Linked DNA regions of Homo sapiens: region 1 is linked to region 2. The links are chromatin contacts, found by Hi-C in ENCODE. All regions are on one chromosome and are shown on one strand. Each heading gives the region's core, a stretch centred on a gene start or an enhancer-like site at or near the end of the contact. The rest is flanking DNA. Distances are from core to core; before and after follow the strand shown.

Region 1 (3,405 bases), core at 854-3,353, 390 kb before region 2:
CATGGCAGCCAAGGAGGCTCATCTGGAGCCCCCACAGCACTAGAGATTGGGCGGTGAGAAATTGGAACAAAATTCCAATCAAGCTGTGACGCTCTAGACCAGTGGTTCTCAACTCTGCCCACACATTAGAATCACTAGGGAAGCTGTGACAGGGTGTCCAGCTGGCCACCAGAGATTTATGATTCCCTCCTAGCATTGCTTGAAAGTGGCTTCCCTGCCAAGGATTAGATTTCCTGACTTCTCTTGCATATAGATGGGCCCGTTGATGGAGCTCAGGCCAATGTAGTGTGGGTGGATGTGGTGTGCCTCACTTCTAGGCCTGGCCGGTAAAAATCCTCCCAAGCAACCCTTCACTCTCTCTTTCCCCATCTGCTGACTAGAAACCCAGCTCACCTTGGAAGCCGCATGTTGAAGACAACTGAGCTTCCATCCACTGGTCCTGAATGACTGTGTGGAACATAATCAGCCCAGGGCACAATAGACTATGTAAGCAAGAAATCCTTCTCCTGAGTGAGGCCTCTAAGATTTAAAGGTTTATCCCTTACGGCCACTAAGATGACCTTAATTAATATAGGAGTTTTGAAAAAAGGCATGCCTGAGTCCCAATCCCAGATTCTGACTTAATTGATCGGGGATGGAACCCAGACACCAACGTGTTGTAAAAGCTACCCAGGTGATTCTAATGTCAGGGTTGAGGACCAGATTTCAGGCTCAGAAGTATCCATGGATCTTCCCACAAGCGATTCAGCAAGTCATGGAGCCCTACTACATGCCAGGCCCTCTGCTGCTCCCTGGAAGTTTTGTCCCTAAAGCTGATCAAAGACCCAGCTTTGATCCCATATGCATGGCCATGGCTGGGAATCCTGTTGCCCAAGACTTGAAGGCAAGAGGAAGACTGGAAGGCCCCTTTGATTCCTCTAAGAGCCCTACCTTTCTCCCCCTCCCCACCCCAAGTCCTTGCCTACCACCAAGACGAGGACATAGAGGACAGAGTGCAGATTTGTCTGCAGTTGGAGAAAAGTTGAAGAGTCTCCTCTGGGCAGGTCATGATGCTACCCCAGGATACACCAATGCCTTCATATAGTCCCACCAAAATTGGCAGACCCTTGGGATGGCTGGCAACGGAGACATAGTGATGATGAAGACATGTCCACTACCCTCAAATAACTCATAGTCTACTTGCAGACGTAGACTATGGTATTGAGGATGAAGCACAGGTGCCATCCAAAACCATCCTGGGTCCCCCCATCCCAGAGGCAGCACAGGATGATAGAAAAAACACTGAACTCAGAGTCTGGATGCCCATGCTCTCATGCTGCCTCTAGCACTGTCTTGACCTGGTTGGAGAGAAGGGAGCAAAGAGAATGGGACAGGTGACGAAGATAGGGAGAGGGCTGGGACTGGTCTCTACAGATCCTAGAATATGAGGCTCAGGGGCTTGGACTTCATTCTGTAGACTCTCAGGGGCCCGGACTTCATTCTGTAGACTCTCAGGGGCCCTTGTGAGGTTTTGAGCAGGGGCAGGACATAGTCAGAATCATGGTTTGCAAAGGACTCTGTGATGGGGGATGGACTGGTTGGAAGGACAGAGGCATGTGAGAACCTGGTTGGAGGACTTAGTCATGAAGGCAGTGGCCAGTGATAGAGAAAAAGGTGACACCCCAAAGATCTCTGGAGCTCCCTCCTCAAGAGGCAGCAGGATCATTTGGAAAGAGAACTGGATTTGGAGTCTACACCTGCTGCTTCTTCAGCCCGAGAAGCTATTCCTCCCTCTCTTTATTCTCACCTTACAGCTCTGTTCAAAGACCACCTCCTCAGAGAGGCTGTTCCAGATTATTGTATCAAAGTGGATGTCTCAGTTTCTCCCTGCCACACCACCCCATGATTTCCTTTACTGCAATTTCATGATCTATGACTATTATTCATTCACGTGTTTACATCTTTATTTCAAGTTCCATGGGGTCAGTGACCTTGTCTGTCCTGTTTACTGTAAATCCCTATCTCTGGGCACAGTACCTGGCACCTGGCAGATGTTTGCCTCTTCCTGTATTCATGCTTTTTGCCATGAACTTTGCAGTGCCCTCTCATGTGGGTGGGTGTATTTCTCACTTCTCCTTTTGAGTTTCGCCATGTGACCTGCTCTGACCAATCGAATGAGGTGAAGCAATGGTGTGCTAGCTCTAAGCCCAGGCCTCTGGAGGCCTTGTGTATTTCTGCTTGCTCTCTGCCACCACTGCCACAGCCATGAAGAGAACATGCCTAGGCCATCCCACTGGTCTCAGGAGCTGAAGGAGAAGGGGCATGTGAAGCAAAGCCACCTCCAGCCAACCGCAGCCTACATCTGCTGACCCACAGATCAATGGAAATGAATGATTGCTGTTTTAGGACATAGAGTTTGGGGAGTGGATTGTTAGGTAACATTCTCCTCCACCTGTAAAATTAAGAGGCCGCTAGTTGAAGCATCTCCCCTAAAGGTCTCTGGTTTTTCTCTAAACATGGCGGCTCCCAACTTTCCAGTCCTACCTCTTCTGCCTTCCTGAAAAATGGCTTTCCCTTCTCACACGCTCTGCCTTTGCCTCAGCCCTCATAAATAACCATGTGGCATCCACTTCTAGGGGCCAAGTTCATGGCTCCCATGAGCCCCACTTTCAAGACACCTCTTCAGTGGCTTCCGCTTTGCCTGCTTCACTGCGGCCTGGGGGCATGAACAGCTAAAAGCCCTTCTTGGGTTCTGATGTGCAAATCAGAGAGCCCCAGATGGCTGAAGAAGAGCCTGTCCTTGCCAGGACTGCCCTGCCCCACATCCCAGGTGAGATCAGGGAGGGCAGCTGGGCTGGATTTGGAATACAGGGTGCCCATTTGGCCAGGGTGCGAACAGAAGTGAGTCAGAACCTCAGGTCGTGGAATTCTAAGGCTGGAGGGAACTTCAAAGACCATTTGAGACCATTTCTCACCTAACATATGGGCAAACTGAGGCACACGGAAGTAAAGAGACTTGCCCAACCATTCAGTGGCAGAGTCAGGAACCAGATTTCCTGACTCCCAGCCCAGTGCTCATTCCCCGGCACCTGGCTGGTCACAAGCAGGGAAGAGCACAAGCAAAGGTTTGGAGGCTGGAGGTGCGGATTCATTCAACACCATGTCCAGATCACCCGCAGGCAAGGGGCATCCACCATAGGCCAGGTTTTGTGCTAGGGCTAGGGGGTAGGGGGCAGATCTATTGGATGTCAATTCCCATAGTGGGGAGCTTATGCCAGGATCTATGCTGGGTGAGCAACTTTGAGTGCCAACAAGGGCCGGGCCATGGATTGACTGAGTGCTTACTATGTGCAGGTTCTGTGCCAAGTGCCACCCACTTGATGGCCAATGGCTGAAATACTCTGACCACCTCTGTCTCCCTGCTAG
Region 2 (3,437 bases), core at 225-2,724:
TAGGGATATAAGAATGGATAAGAAAAAAATAAAATCCTGCAGGAGCTGGATTTAAATTTAAAAAAAAATAGGCCGAGTGTGGTGGCTCACGCCTATAATTCCAGAGCTTTGAGAGGCCAAGGTAGGCAGATTTCTTTTATTTATTTATTTAGTTAGTTATGAGATGGAGCCTCACTATGTTGCCCTGCCTGGTCTCAAACTCCTGGGCTTAAGCGATCTGCCCGCCTCGGTCTCTCAAAGTGCTGGGATTACAGATGTGAGCCAAAGCACCAAGCCCAGCTCAGGTGGATCTCCTGAGCCCAGGAGTTCAAGACCAGCCTGGACAACATGGTGAAACCCTGACTCTACATTTTTTAAAAAAATTAAAAATTAAGTGTTAAAGGGAAGTACAAGTACTGTGCTGAGAAAGGAAGGGTTATTTTCATCTAGGGGTGTAAGAAGAGATAACAAAAAGGAGATGGTGTCTGAGTGGGGCTTGGAAAAATAAGAAAGTGGGTCTCTTTCCCGTAGCAGGAAACAATGTCTTGCCTTTGAGGTGGAGGTGGCAGTTAGGGGATGTTTTCTCTAGCAAAGACCCCAGCTCCTCCATAAGAGCAGGCAGCTTCTTCCAGGCAGAGTGCATTGACTAGAAATCTTTTCTGGAAAATGATAAGAAGGGGCCAGGAGCAGCTGCAGATGACTTAGGGAGTTGGGACTGACAGGCACCTCTTTAGGGCCTGTGGAGATACTGTCACGTAATAGGGATTGCCTGTAGCCAGAAGAGTGGATAACAGGGAGCCTTTGGGAGGGGGACAAGGCCAGAGGCCTCAATGACGGGTAACTAACCTGCTCTGCAAAGGCTCAAACTTCAACTTGGAGAAGAAAGGGTCTGTCCACAGTGCTGGGGCAGCTACAAGCAGTAGGACCAGAGAGAAGCTGGGCAGAACTGGCAACATAATTTGCAGGGCCCAGTGCCAAAGGAAAATCATTCGAAAACTGTTTAGAATTTCGAGAGTGACAGCAGAGCATGAAACCAACCTTGGGAACCCTTGTAAGTGTGGGTCACAGGCACATGAAGCCAGCCCTGAAGTGTGGGCTAGGGAAAGCAAGCAGGGGATAAGGCCACAGGAAGGGCAGCCACAGGAGCCTTCTGACCTAATGGTCTGATCAAAATGAAGAGAACCCATAAACACAGGTGGGTAATCCTGAGACACAGCCAGGGCCACACTCAACCATTCCTAGTTGCACCACTGAGGCCTTTGTAGCTCTCCCAATGACCCAGTCCACCCCAGCCAAACAGCATTCTCCAAGAGTCCAGGTCTCGCCCTATTTGGAGGACAGAGGGCATTTAAATTTCATCTCTCTGTGTTGGGGGAGCTCTAAATGCTGGGAAAAGATGTCATGCCTGGAGACCATCTGGGGAAAAGGCCTCCGGAGCTGTTTCTTTAATTTACAGAACTGACAACTGAGGGTAGGGGCCTTTGGCAAGTACAAAGGGTGATGGCCCAGAAAAGAATCAAAGTATTAATAACGGGCTCGGCTGGCACTGGCCTCCTGTCCCCCGCCCTGGGGTTCATGTGGCAGGGAAGCCTGATGTCTCTGTTTCAACAGTGGGATCAAAACTGGCTTTCAGAGCAACATAAGCCAGGGGTAATTTTTAGCACAGACGTAACTTTCTAGTTCCTTTTTCCTACCCCTCATTTTTCGGTTGCCTTTAAAGAGGCCGCAGAGAACTGAAAAACAAATCCAAGTTTAAAGAGACAAGTGCAAAAATGCAAACTGGGCAAGGGGACAGAGCCGCCAGCTGGACAAAATGTGCCTGGAAAACAGCATCCTCTGCTTGGCAGGTGCCAGGAATTTATGGTTGAGTTTTGCAGACGTTTCATCACATTACAAGCCAGCTCAGGAGACCCTCATAAAACTCTGCTTATATGAAAGAACAAACTAGCTGATAAAAGTCAGCTGTTGCCTATAAACGCACTGTGGGAATTGCAATTGAGTAGCGGATTTATTAGTCTGGGCTCTCTGTGCAAATTAAGAACTGCTCCACACGTTTCAATCAGAAGAGATGAGCCAGAGCAGAAAGGGTTGCTCCCCGCTCACATGATGGCCAGCAGGCCAGGCTGACCCCCACCCCCATCACTTACTCTACTAGAGACCAGAGGGAAGACTCTCACTGAAATTAAGTCACAGAGGAGCTAGTCTCACATTCCCCTATCTCGCCTCCCACAAAAACCCACAAAAACAATCAGTCACTCTCTCCATCCACTGCATTCCCCACACATCCTTCACAATAGCACTTCTCACGAAGAGCTTGCAGATCTGCCTGGCCTACTAAATCATGGACTTCTTTGATTTACCTCTGTATTGCTAATGATGAGTTCTGTGCTGGGCACACTGGGAGGCCTCAGAATGAATGGATATGGATGCGACAGACTCTAAAGCCCCATATACATAAGTTATGACTATCCCACCCCAAACAGCATGGAGGGGCCAGGGGAGCAATGCCGAGGTACCCATTGGACTTGAGGACTGGCAACAAAAAGGGGAAAAGAGGTGCAGTGAGGGAGTTATGAAGGCGTTTCTTCCCCAGAGAAGTGCGGTCTTTGTGGCTAGTCTACCCAGCCATCAATCTCTGTGCTAACTGCTGCCTTTTCTCAGGATGAAGGCTCTTTCTTAAGGAATGACTCTGCAACTGAACTAAGGGTACTTATTAAGGATGCAGATATCTAGCCCCTCCCCACACATACTAGACCAGAATCTCTGGGCTGGGGCCCTACAGTCTCGGAAAAATGACTTTGCTCTACGTGGAAACCAAGAAGGAGCCTTCCAGGAAGGATGGGGAGGAGGACAGTGCCTGGAAGGGGTACCCCTGTCATTCCTTCAGAATCACTGGCTTTCTCCTACCAGGCCCTGGCATCAAAGGCAAAAGTGTAGGACTCTGGTAGACCACGCCAGGATTTGCTCCAACCCTCTTGGCTATGGGGTCAGAAGGAAGGGTAACTGGCAAGGTTGCGGCTGTCCTGGAAGAGGCTTGGATACTTCATGTGCCACGGCCAAGTTGGATGGAGGTAGCTCTGCACTGCAGGATCCATGTCCTGTGCAGGGCTGGGTATCAGAAAACCTCACCCTTGTTACAGCTGAGTAGATGTTAGGCATGCTCTTGCCTTCTGTGGCAGAAAGGCAACAGTGATGTGGGGGAAAGCACCTTTCACCGGAACCAAGCAAGCCCTGGTGCAAATTCTGGCAACATTACTGACAAGCTGTGGGCATTTAGAAAGCTTACCAGGTCTCTGTCTCGGTCTCCTCATCTACCTAATGGAAGTAAGCATACTTGTTTCAATTCTCGTTGAGGGTTTAGAAAGATATTAAAGAGCCTAGCACAGAGCTATACACTTAGTGAGTGACTAATAAAGCTTAAGTGAATTTCAATCCCTTAAATGCTCACAAATGTACCC

What was found. Hi-C counts contacts between places; a loop is a spot of excess contacts on that map. Pooled maps may share reads with other maps.
Region 1: a loop to region 2 is called in a map with no recorded cell type, with 14 times the contacts of the local background. The contact joins two enhancer-like sites. A Hi-C loop is called at or near these places in 2 of 37 single-sample maps with no recorded cell type and 4 of 50 pooled maps.

Annotation. Positions count from the first base shown.
Region 1 is chr1:37,286,953-37,290,357 of GRCh38, forward strand. No RefSeq gene overlaps it. Among named protein-coding and RNA genes, the nearest start is that of MIR4255, 130 kb to the left of the region's middle. RefSeq lists enhancers at 2,213-2,312, 2,333-2,382. Within about 2 kb of position 2,104, at least 4 of the 41 ENCODE cell types and tissues checked have a DNase peak (open chromatin) inside an H3K27ac peak, as active enhancers do.
Region 2 is chr1:37,674,822-37,678,258 of GRCh38, forward strand. No RefSeq gene overlaps it. Among named protein-coding and RNA genes, the nearest start is that of AIRIM, 14 kb to the right of the region's middle. Within about 2 kb of position 1,475, at least 5 of the 41 ENCODE cell types and tissues checked have a DNase peak (open chromatin) inside an H3K27ac peak, as active enhancers do.